Linked DNA regions of Homo sapiens: region 2 is linked to region 1. Evidence: chromatin loops called from intact Hi-C (ENCODE). Cell type or tissue: heart right ventricle. All regions are shown on one strand. Each heading gives the region's core, and the rest is flanking DNA. Links, peaks and the distances in the headings are about the cores only.

What was found. A loop is a pair of places that touch in the nucleus more often than their neighbours do. Peaks named below come from ENCODE experiments on the same cell type or tissue, not always from the same donor. Only the 100,000 strongest peaks of a DNase experiment are listed, where the experiment ranks them.
Region 2: a loop joins it to region 1, with 5 times the contacts of the local background. A loop is called at or near these places in 88 of 110 quality-filtered maps.

What each region holds. Positions count from the first base shown.
Region 1 is chr1:65,206,744-65,213,126 of GRCh38, forward strand. The region is part of intron 2 of AK4 (adenylate kinase 4); the gene reads left to right. Among named protein-coding and RNA genes, the nearest start is that of AK4, 62 kb to the left of the region's middle. RefSeq lists an enhancer at 715-794. In heart right ventricle, for the core only: CTCF peaks have their summits at 2,737 (motif pointing left) and 2,937; DNase peaks (open chromatin) are centred at 1,973 and 2,749; H3K4me3 peaks cover 410 bases; H3K27ac peaks cover 853 bases.
Region 2 is chr1:65,057,429-65,063,811 of GRCh38, forward strand. MIR3671 (microRNA 3671) reads right to left here and starts at 414; the gene lies at 327-414. MIR101-1 (microRNA 101-1) reads right to left here and starts at 1,080; the gene lies at 1,006-1,080. It also overlaps a transcript of JAK1 not described here. In heart right ventricle, for the core only: CTCF peaks have their summits at 2,671 (motif pointing right) and 2,870; no DNase peak of the experiment used is centred there; H3K27ac peaks cover 1,809 bases.

The DNA of each region.
Region 1 (6,383 bases), core at 1,472-3,971:
CCTCCTTCCTGGGTGACAGCGAGACCCTGTCTCAAACAAAACAAAAGAAACAAACCACGCAGAATTCTTAAACAGAAGAGGCTTTAAGCAAGGGGTTTGTAGATGACAGCTCCTTCCTCAATGGAATATGCATTTTCCCTTATGGGAAAAGGGCTCAGTGATTTTAGTATAACTTACTTAAGAACAAGGGTTATAAGGTAACAGTTTTATCTGTGTCTTTATTCAGGAAAAATCCTCGCGATGATCCCAGAGGATCTCAGTGAAGCCATTTGGGAATTTCCCCAAGAATTCCTACCTGAAAGGAATTTATCTTTTATTTCCCTAAGCCTCTTTGAAGATGCACACTTGTGGTTTAAAACCAAATTTTCTGGAGTACTTATCTTCTGCTTATCAGTGGATCACCAAGTAGTGATTGTAGCATATCTAGGTTTTTAAAGTCTTTTTCTTTTTCTTTCTTTTCCTTCCTCCTCCCTTCCTCCCTACCTCCCTTCTTGCCTCTATCTTGCCCTGTCACCCACGCTGGAGTGCAGTGGCACGATCACAGCTCACTGCATCCTCAGTCCCTTGGGCACAAGAAGTCCTCCCATCTCAGCTTTGGGGTCTTTTTCTATTAACCTATAAGCTTCCTGAGGGCAGGACCCACTTATTTCAAATCTCTTAAACCCTGGGATCTATAACTAGTGTCCCAGGAAGCTGCCATGAGCAGGAAGTGGGTTCTAGAGCTCTCAGCACTGTGGGGAGTGTGGGGCTCACAGAGTGGTAGGAGGAAGCATAAACTTCAGTTGCTGACATCTGGAGCACAGCTGCTGTTTTTTTTTTTTTTTTCCTTCTACTTTCATTTTAGGTTTAGGGGATACATGTGCAGGTTCGTTACACGGGTAAATTTCGTGTACAGATGATCCTGTCACCAAGGTAGCGTAGTACCTGATAGGTAGCTTTCCAACCTGCACCCTGGTCCTGGTTCAAGCAGTCCCTGTTGTCTGCTGTGCCCACCTTTGTGCCCATGTGTATTCAATGATTAGCTACCCCTTATAAGTGAGAACACATGGTATTTGGTTTTCTGGTCTTGAGTTAGTTCTCTTAGGCTAATGGCCTCCAGCTGCATCCATGTTGCTACAAGGGACATGATCTCATTCTTATTACGGCTGCATAGTATTCCATGGTATATGGAATATATACCACATTTCTTTATCCAGTCCATCATTGATGGGTATCTTGGATGATTCCATGTTTTTGCTATGGTGAATAGTACTGTGATGAACATACAAGTACATGTGTCTTTTTGGTAGAACAATTTATTTTCCTTTGGGTGTATACCCAATAATAGTTTTGCTGATAGTCGTAAGTTCTTTGGGAAATCTCCACAGTGCTTTCCACAGTGGCTGCACTAATTTACATTCCCACTAGCAGTGTGTAAGTGTTCCTGTTTCTCTGCAACCTTGCTGGCATTTGTTGTTTTTTTACTTTTTCGTAGTAGGACAGCTGCTGCTTCTTTTCACCATCTGTTAATAATAACTGGATGACATGGAATATGGAGGTCTTTGATACATGTACAAATAAACATTGTGTAAACAGATAAGGAAAGTATACGATAGGAGAGAGAAAAGGCCTTTATGAAGCAGGTTTTGGTGGTAATTAATTTGCTACTAAGGCTTCCAGTTGGTGATGTGAGTGATTTGAACTCCTGGGCTAGGGAAGGCTGTGGAAGAATAACCAACCACCTGCTTTCAACTTTAAGCTAATCATCAGTGATTGATTGTCATGAACAATGGCTTGCATTTGTAACTTGGTTCTTACTTATTCAACAACTGGGAAGAGATGGGCGGTCCGAAGCAACTATGTTAGCTCCAGATCTTAATGGAGGTAGGAAGGGGGCTGATGTCGCATAGCCTTTTCACAAGCTGCCAAACCCAGGCGGATGTTGGAAGTTGCCCTTCTGAACTGCCCTTTCATTTCCATCAGGCGGAGGGCTTGCTTTGCTGCCTGGGAACGTGGTGGTGGACTCTGGCTCTGCACCCTTCCTGCAGAGTGAATGCGCTCCAAATTAGAAAAACAGAAGTGTCCTACTTTCTATTCCCCACCACTGCCTCAGCTTGTTGCCGCAGCACCTCCTGCTTCAGCTGCCCTTCCTTGGGTTCTTGGCATGGCTGGGAGGAGCAGGTGCCAAGGCCCAGTGGCCAGCACTGCTGGGAACACAATACCAGTCAGGAATTTAATGATATCTCACTGCACTTAGTAAATATTTTGTGGGGGGGGTCTTAAAAAAAACAACCTGTAGATGTCATAATTAGTGATATAACAAGACAGATTCTGGAAGAAATTTAAAAATATAAAATTTCAGCTTTCAATCTGGATTGGCTGTTTGAATGAAAAGAGTGAGCAGCTTTTCTAGGCTTGGTTAGGGGATGAGGGATAGCGATAGTCTGGTGTGGAAGCATGATAAAGCATGCGGTGGAACAGACCCTCTGAGGAGCTAAAGGGAGGAAAGCAAGCAGTCCATGCTTAAACATGATCTTTATTTTACGTTAGCTCTTGGCATTTCTACTTCTTCAACAATTAATGGAATATATTCACATTTGGAATGGGCTAATTAAGGAACCTAGAATAACGCTAGTCAGTCATTTAGAAAGCCTTTCTTGGAGTGTTACTTTTAGTAAATGTAAAAGCATACTTCAACTTGTAATTCTCTCTAAATGGAAAAATTATAAATGCTGCCACCTGTTGACAAAATTTGAGGGTGCATTCTACTCCAGTTGGTCAGTGATCCCTGCCGACAGGGGATCTTACTGGCTGGATAATGACCCTCAGCTAAAAATGCTTTAAAATGTGCTGGTCTGACTGTACCTTATCTGACATTCTGTTCTTGGCGGCTGATTGGTGTGAGAAGTACACCTGAATTGCTTTGATTTGTTTAGCCCAACTTGAGACACAGATGTAGATCAATTTAAAGAATGCTGAAGCTCCCATGCTACCTTATAGAATCCATCATTTAAGACACCATTTCATATTGTATGCCCTGAAGCCTTAAAGTGGATCTGTGGCTGAAAAGTATGTTTTTCTTTTTCTTTTTTTTCTTTTTTTGAGATAAGAGTCTTGCTCTGTCACCCAGGCTGGAGTGCAGTGGCATGAACATGGCTCACTGCAGCCTTGGCCTCCTGGACTCAAGCGATCCTCCTGCCTCAGCCTCCTGAGTAGCTGGGACTAAAGGCATATACCACCATGCCTGGCTAATTTTAAATTATTTTGTAGAGACAGGATCTCACTTTGTTGCCCAGGCTGGTCTCAAAATCCTGGGCTCAAGTGAAATCCTCTCAAAATGCTGGGACTGTAGGTGTTGACCATTCTTCTCGGCTGAGTATCCATATTTTAAAAGTCTTGTAGATGAATAAATACTACTACTTACTTGGTAGAGCACTTGCCCTTATGTCTAACCAGAGTGAGAGAGAGCCCCTTTTCAGGACCTGTGACACAGCACCCCAAACTTTGGAGGCAGCCTTAGCCTATCCCCAGGGCCTCTGTGACCATTGCTGGGTCTAGGACACCACACTCGCCCTGAAAGTGGCACTCTTTGAGGCCAGTCACTTCCAACTCTGCCTTTCATTTCTGAGAGGAAGGTAAGCCATCCTCCTGTTCTCCTTTCTTTTATATCCGCTTCGGTTTCTTTATTATTGATTCCCCTCCTCACCGTACCCTCTGGAATCCTTTTTCCTTAACAGTTTCCCCCACCCTCCTCGCCACATACACATGCTATTTGCAGAAGTCTCCACTTTCTGTATTAAAGAAAACCTAGATTTCCCCTTAGGATGCTACTTTCTTTCTTGTCTTTTCTGTTACCGAGGACTTTCTCCTATGTGAAAATCTCATGTTGGGTGATGGTGGTGGTGGTATTATTATTCTGTCTCCTAGTGTGTCTTTCATCCTTTTCTAAAAGCTCAAATCTATCTTTATCCTTCATATCTTTCTTCTCAAACCTGCTGTTTGTCTTTTTACCTCCAGTCCCACATTGCCTTCATTTTTTCCCAGTACCGTCCGCCCCCTGCCATGCAATTTATCCTGAGCCAGCCACTATTCTGGAATTTACATATAGTAATTTGCTTATTTCTCACAATGACTTTATGAATTAGGTATTACTATTTTCATAGGCACAGAGAGGTTAAGCAACCAGGGTCACAAGTAAGTGGCTTAGCTGGACCTCAAACATAGGCAGCTTGCCTCTGGATCTATATTCCTGTGAATCAACTTTTCCTTAGTCATGTGTTTCAGGTCATGTGCAAAGATGCTCATTGCAGTATGACTGGAAACAACTTGGATGTCCACCATTAGGGGATTGGTTAAATTATGCTCTATCTAAACCATGCTGTACTCTGCAGTTATTAAAGAGAATGATTCCCAGCACTTTGGGAAGCTGAGGCAACAGGATTGTTTGAGGCCAGGAGTTCAAGACCAGCCTAGGGCACAAACCAAGACCCTGTCTCTGCAGAAGAGAATGAGACAGTAATATGTAATATGAAGAAAAAAATCTCCAAAGAGAAAAAGCAAGATGCAGAACATTTGTTGTGTGTATGTGGGGAGAAAATCTGGTCTGTGCGTGTAGCACTGGATCAGGCGGTTCCTGAAGCCATACAAGATTTAGATTTCTCAAGTCGTTTTGTAAGCTGCCTGTCAGAGACATCAGGATCAGGCATTTCTCCCTGTCTGAGAATTTGCTTCTCACAGTCTGCAGTTTTCTGTTCAGGAGGAAGACAGCATGGTGTGGTACATGGCGTGTGATTGTAGAGACAAATAGCACTTGATTTAAAGCTAGATTAGTCACTTATCATGTGATCTTGAGCAAGTCACTTCACTTTTCCCAGCATTGGTTTTTACAGTTTTAAAATGGGGATAAGGCCTACCTGACAGAATTATTGTTACTTTTGAGATAATATTTACTCATTCAACAAATATTTTCATTCGGCACTTACTGTGTGCAAAGCACGCTTACAGCACTAAGGTTATAGCAGTAAACAAGAACTTAAAATGTTCTACTCTAATTTAGTTTACTTCTGGTAGGAATAGAAACACTTAAAAAATAAGGTAAATCATATATGGCAAATGGTGATGAATATTCTGAAGGAAAACAAAAAGAAAATAAAGGGTGAATAGGAGTGTTGGCGTGTGGTAGAGGTGCAGTTTAACAGGACAGTTAGAAAAGTCTTAACAAGGCACCACTGGAGCCAAGATTTGGAAGAGCTGAGGATACACATGGGTATCTGGAGCAAAAGCAGAGGGAATATGAACTGTGAATGTCCAGGGTGGGCACCTGCTTGAGAGCTGCAAGGATGCCGGTATGGCTGGCACGGAGACGTGGACAGAGAAATGAGGTGAGAGAGGTGGCAGGACAGGGGCCCAGATGGGTAGGCCTTTGCAAGCCTGTACAATTTTGGCTTTTCCTCTGCATGTAATATATCTGGCACATAAGGGATGCTCTACAAATGGTAACTGTGTTATAAGGATGCCACCATGATGCCCTGCTTTTTAGGTAGGTAGAAGAAAGATAGACAGGGTAACATTTTAGGATTCTTTTTTTTTTTTGAGACAGGGTTTCCCTGTGTCTCCCAGGCTGGAATTCAGTGGCGCGATCTCAGTGCACTGCAACCTCTGCCTCCTGGGCTCAGGTGATCTTCCCACCTTAATCTCCCAAAGTGCTGGGATGAGCCACTGTGCTCAGCCTAGGATCCACCCATGCTCACCCACCCAACTTTTTATTTTATTTTATTTTATTTTGAGACAGGATCTTGGTCTGTCACCTAGGCTGTAGTGCAGTGGCACAGTCACAGCTCACTGCAGCCTCAACCTGCTGGGCTTATGCAATCCTTCTACCTCAGCCTCCCAAGTAGCTGGGACTACAGACGGGCACTACCACGCCCACCTAATTTTTGTACTTTTTGTAGAGATGAGGTCTCACTATGTTGCCCAGGCTGGAGGATTCTTTTTAACAATTACTTTTTATATGCCTGATACAGCAGCATCGTTGCATAGAAAGAGAGAACACTTTAGCAGAAATCTAAGGACCAGATGTCATATGCATTGTGCTGTTGGCTTTCACTGAATCCAAGCTTAATTAAACTGAGGCTAATAACTTCTCTATCCACCTCATAGGGTTAATGAGAAGAGTAAGAGGTAAGTAAATTTATAGAAATGCTTTGTGAACAGTTTAGTATATGTGAAGCATAAAGGCTATGTTTGCTGAGTTGCAGACTTGGAAGCCATGTAGTCCAGCTCCTTCCAAGGCACAGTTGTCTTGTCTTTGTGAATGCTTCTAGAAAAGGGCACTCACTACAGAAAATACCACAAAGCTGCCACTTTTCTTGATTTGGATCCTTAGTTACAGTTAACACAGCCTG
Region 2 (6,383 bases), core at 1,489-3,988, 150 kb before region 1:
AGTGGCTCATGCCTGTAATCCCAGCACTTTGGGAGGCTGAGGTGGGAGAATCAATTAAGCTCAGGAGGTCAAGACCAGCCTTGGCAACATAGTGAACTCCTGTCTCTACTAAAAATTTGCAGGTGGGTGGCCTGAGCCTGTAGTCTCAGACTCGGGAGGTTGAGGTGGGAGGATTGCTTGAGCCTGGGAGATCAAGGTTGAAGTAAGCTATGATCATGCCACTGCACTCCCGTGTGGGCAACAAAAAAAAAATTTCCTAGTCTTTCATGCACGTGATGCTGGCTTGGTGTTTACAGCTTCGTATTCCTGAAATCGATATGTGCCAGATATCACTGCAGACTAGTCCTTATTTGATAGAAATAAAATAATTTACATTTTATTTTCATGTAAATGTGACAGCAGCAGCAATAACATAGGCATTCAGTAAATATTCTTTTGAATTAGGCCAGATCCTAAATATCCTGAAAGAAACATGACATGTCACTATCTACTCCTTCAAGACAAAGATATACTTTTTTTCTTTCTTCACTTCAGTAAGCTGGTCTACAATGATGGACTTTTATTTATGCAACAATTTCAATACTGTTCAACATATTGGGCTTTTTTTTTCTCCCTGTAAGTAGAATCTGATTTTGAAATCTAGTAGTGTACTGACAAGTGCCAAGCTGTTCTAATTAGGTTACCTTTCACATTTATAAAAATGGTACGAAGTTCTCTGAATACCATTCCAGAAATACTAATTCATACTTACCTATTTTCAGTCTCCTAAAGGTTCCAAAGATCTTAATATATGTTCACTCAGCACAACATGGCTGCACCAACAACTACCCCATGTTACAAAACAAGGCAAAGAGAAGCAGAATAACTCTCCCTATGCCCCGGGAGAAGTATGACAGAGGTGCAGGGTAAGAGGGTTTCTGGGTCCCAGCCACCTGTTTCACATTCCTCTTTCACCTTCTTTCTTCCTGGGTACGGTGAGGCTCCTCTGATGGAAGGTAAGATGGCTGCCATCCTTCAGTTATCACAGTACTGTACCTTTAGAATAGACAGCATCAGCACTGTGATAACTGAGCCAGGGCAGCCTGTCAGTCACTGTGTCGGTCAACGGCATCCTTTCTGGTGGCTGCATTACTCTCTCTGAAGGCTCCCCATGAAGTGAAGGACTAAAAGATCACCTTCTGGTTGGAGACGTGAGGAGGCAGAAGAAAAAGAAGGATCAGAGCCCAGCAAGTGGTGAGGCTGAAATATTAAAAGGCCCAGTTGAATTAAATTAGAATGAAAGATGAACACATGACTTATCCATATTAATGAGGATGAACAACTGCATGATTAGGTTTTCACTCTAATACATCAAATATGCAGTAAGCTTCCAGCATATTTCACAGCTTATCTCTTCCATGCATGGATTCACTGACTGTGCCTCCCTGACCTCAATCATTGATTTTTCATATATATACCGAGGAACTACTACGTTCTAAAGCCCTCTTCTAGATGTTCAGGAAATAAAGATAACTAAGACATGATTCCTGTCTTCAAAGTGCTCATAACCAAACATGACAATAATACTTCATATCTGCCAAACATTCAAAACTGCTCTATATGTTTTCTCATTTGGTTTTCACAAGACGCTATGGGGCTGGCAATGAATTATTCATTAATTCATCAAAAAAGGATTCTGGAAATAGATTAGATATTATTACCCCATTTTATAGGCAGAAAAAAAAAAAAAAAACTTAGGTGATTTGCCAGAGATCATATATTGCTAAGTTATGGCGAACCCATGTCCAGAACCATGTCAAATGAGTGAACACAGTGCTTTGTTTTCTCTACCCTACCCTAGCTGTCCAACTCCATCAACTGGATATTCAGTTTACACAAACAAAAGGATTTCTAAAAACATTTACTTTTTGTTTTAGTTTTCTCAGTAACTGAGATCATGAAGCAGAAGCTAGTGGGGCTTTATAATTAAGAAGAAAAATGCACATTAGCAAAAATGACTTTCATTCCTCTTGCTCTGAGTGCTAAGAATGTACTCAAATTAGTAACATTGATATTTTTCACTATAGTTTATGTCAATTCTATACCTATGGTGATACTGACAACCTTCAGAATACCTTTTTAAAAAGTAATAATAACATATACACATCACTTGCTTTTAAATTATCTGTACCTTTGAGACGTACTCTGAAGTCATTTTAGGGATGATTCTTCCTTTTAATAAAAAGTACAAAAGATTCTGAAATTGGAATTCAGGCATCAGAATATCAACTTATTAAAACCATGATTCACTTGGGTTTTTTCCATGTCATAAGGTTTCAAGTTATTTCAATATGAGTGGAACTTGACAGATATTTGAAAAATAATTATGTTTTCATTAGGCATTTGCTCAATTTCAAAGACTCATTATATGCATATTAGATATTAGCACTGTACTTCAAATAAGTCAGGTAGATGAATCAATTCTTTAGATCAGCAGAAGTCAGAAAATAAAAGTACAGTGAATCTAACTCAACTATTAACTTTACGTACTATGAAAATGACCTTATCTTCAGAAAAGCAACATCCAATGAAACAATCCACCTACACACAAATTAAAAACAACATTGCCTAAAATGCAAAAATATCTAAAAATTAAGGAGGTCATCATCTAGGTCTTAGCCAACTGTAATACAGAGTTGAAACACGAGAGGGCAACGAAGATTAAAGAAAAAAAAAAAATCACAGTTGGATCCCATAACCTAAGGTTCTTGGAAATAGTTGCACATTTTTACCCGAATTATAAACATCTGCTACGTGAACAAAGATACTGTGATTATTTTAGAGTAAAATTTTAGATAGCTGTTCCACGAAAAAGGATAAGATTATCAACTAATATTTCTTGACCACAATTCTGTCAGCTTTGGAAAACTGAATACTTACCCTGAAACACTGAAGGTTGGGTAAGTATGGAGACAAATAAATAATCCTGACATATTTGTAGTTATTAGACTGTTCTTCACCAAAATATTAGTGTGATTCAATGTCTAAATATGAAGTATAAAGACGAAGGAAGTGTACTGCAAAGTTGAAATTCACTCTACTAGCCATCACCAAAACCCATGCAACAACTAAACATTTTTGGTAAAGTAAAAGATACTTCCTTTTTCTCCTTATTTTTCTCTCATTTCATTTTTTTACCTAAATTAGAAAAAAAAAGAAGCCAAGCATCCCTAATAACAAGCAGCAAATTGTCATTATTCTGTGAATGGTTACTTAAATTAATATTCTCTCAGATTCTAAAGCAGTTTCAAGGAAGAAAAATATGGGTTTTCAAAATGGTATTTTTAAAATAAATGTTTCAAAAATGTGTCTTGCTTTTTCTTGAAAATGTTTATAAACGTGCATTTTTGAAAATTTAAATCCATCAGAAATATTTCTTCTTCAACATGTTTCGTCTAAGAACTGAACTGTCTAAATTTATAAACAAGTGACTACAGGTACTCATGCTACAGTAAGAAAAAATAACTGCATACTAAGGAAGAGAGAAAACAGTGATGTAAAATGCTTTCTTCCAGGACCCAAACTGATTTTAAACTACTTCTTCTATGTTAAAAATGATACAACTAGGAACAATTTCTTCATAACGCATATACCAAATATTATCTACAAAACCAGGCACTTATAGAAAACTGGCACACCAAAGAACTTTTAAAATAACGTGGAGTACAAGGCCAGGCATGGTGGCTCACACCTGTAATCTCAGCGCCTTAGGAGGCTGAGGCAGGAGGATTGCTGGAATCCAGGAGTTCAAGACCAGCCTGGGCAACATAGTGGAAGCCTGTCTCTACAAAAAATAGTATGAGCAGGGCCAGTAGTCCCAGCTACTTTGGAGGCTGAGGTGGGAGGATTGCTTGAACATGAAAGGCTGAGGCTGCCATGACTGCACCACTACACTCCAGCCTGGGTGACAAAGACCTTTTCTCAAGCGATCAATCAATGTGGAGTACAAATAAAAGCACAAAAAACATGCTACATCCCTCATATTTATAAACTAAGATGAAAATATTGTTTTAAACCTTTGAATATCTGATTATATATTAAATAACTGAAGGCACCGTAAGTTGTTGGCCAAGCAGAATATTTGAAAATACTTTTAAACTATAGTTTAGTGTATTTAAATCCACTGGTCTTTTAACTAGTGTGATTTGTTTTCCAATTTGAAAATTATCATCTAATTCAGTGATACTATATAAAATGGCCAAATTTGACCACACTGAGATGTTATAAACTGTCAGCAAAAGTTGCTCAAATGTCCAATACTGCTTTGTCACAAGTACACAGAATGTATACTTGCATTTTATTGCAAAACTTTGCTATACTGAGTTTTTAAAAACTAATTTGTGCCAAAGATTGATGAGGTGGCAGGTTACAGAATTTTTTTCTCTTTTATGGAAAAAGAAATAGGCAGAAAGGCAAGAAAATGTCAAGGACCACCGCCCTATACAAAGTTAGCCCCAATTCTCAAAGAGAAGCATTAACTGAGAGTGATTAGAGAAGAGGTGTCATCATTTTACTGACTTTGAGCACTGGCCCTAATTAATCTCATGCTATGTAACTTTATAAGGTCCATGTGGACGAAAAAAAAACCCTATGGACACGGTAACAAAGAGAAGACTGAGCTTTCTTCCTCATGTTGACCAAGAGTTTAGTCCAAAAAGGCTCCAGGAGACTAAAAATTTATAAATACATGACTGGCCCATATATTACATTATATGGGCCTCTCCCCTTCAAACATGTACTCAGCACAAATATTTTTAGTCCAACTGTATACTCCACAGTTAATTTACTTTCTGATTTTGCTCTACATCACATTTCACCACTCTCACCCCCCGGATTTTAGATTTTATGGTTTGCTCACAAGTCAGTTTTATATGCCAGCTAACTTCGGAATGATCCACCCCTGGCTAAACATCTCTAAAAACCCTGATGGTCTCCAATTAATCTATGATTGCCTTATTACTACAGCACTGCCATTTGAAAATGCTGGGTCTCAGATTTTCAAATTCCCTTAATGGACAGCTAAAGGAGCCAATACCAAAGACTTGCAATGACCTCCAATTCTACAGCCTTGGGCTGTTCCAGGAACACAATTACACTCCACTTCCCTGCAGGTTCCACCCTTCTCGAAGCTTCTATTCCTACATCTGTAAAATGAACACATTTCTACTAACTAGTAACACATGCCACAGTGGCACTGCACTCATTAAGTGCTGTGTTGTATACTGCAATTTAATTTGGTGCTGTTTATATCTTATTTCCTCAAGTCAACAGGACTCTTTCTAAAAAAGTCAGAAACTGTTTTACTCATGTCCCTTCACAACACTTAGTGGTCATTTCCACAAAATGCTAGCTCAACAGATACTTGATTGATTGATTAATTGATGAACCTCTCCATTTCTCAGGGAGCCTCTAAACAGTTATCAACAAGAGTATGTTTAATTCCAGTCTCTGTCTATATGGTCTTAGGTGAGGTGTTTGGCAGTTTGTCATCTATAAAATAAAGGGATAGCACCGAATAGCTCCTAAGTTCCTTCCAGTGCAATTTCTGAATCTCATTAGACAAAACAAAACCCAAAGACAGCACTACCTCTATTCACGTTAGCATTGTACTTTTTTTGGAGGAAAGGAGTCAGCAGCCTTGTGGGCCCAAATGCCACGAGTGGAGCCGTGATTTGGTGGGGAGGGGGACAGAAAGTAGATGAAGCAAAGAAAAAATAAATGGAAGTGAGTGACAGATGAGTAGAATCACTAAAATGCCACCAGGTGTCACAATTGTTACTTTGCCACACATTGTTTTCCGGTACCTTTTGCTATGTTCAGGATCCTTTTACAAAAGCAGCAATAGCCGGGTATGTGGGTATCCCAATTTTCCCATGACACCCCTGCTAGCCGTTCTAGAACCCTGGACTTTTACACTAATCTCCCTAATATAACAGTAATAATGTAATACTTGGGGTCCCCAATCATCACATGGAACACAGCAGTGGAAAATAGAAACACAAACATGAAATAACAATATTTCATACAGTCACCACTTTTGAAATTAATCCATGGGGCTAGGCACAGTGGCTCATGCCTGTAATCCCAGCAGTTTGGGAGGCCAAGGCGGATGGATCACCCGAGCTTAGGAGTTCAAGACCAGCCTGGCCAACGTGGGGAAACCCCATCTCTACTAAAAATACAAAAAATCTGCCGGGCGTGGTGGCACACACCTGTAGTCCCAGCTACTCTGGAGGCTGAGACAAGAGGATCGCTTGAACCTGGGAGGTGGAGGTTGCAGTGAGCCAAGATCGCGTCACTGCACTCCAGCCTGGAAGACAGAGAGAGACTCTATCTCAAAAAAA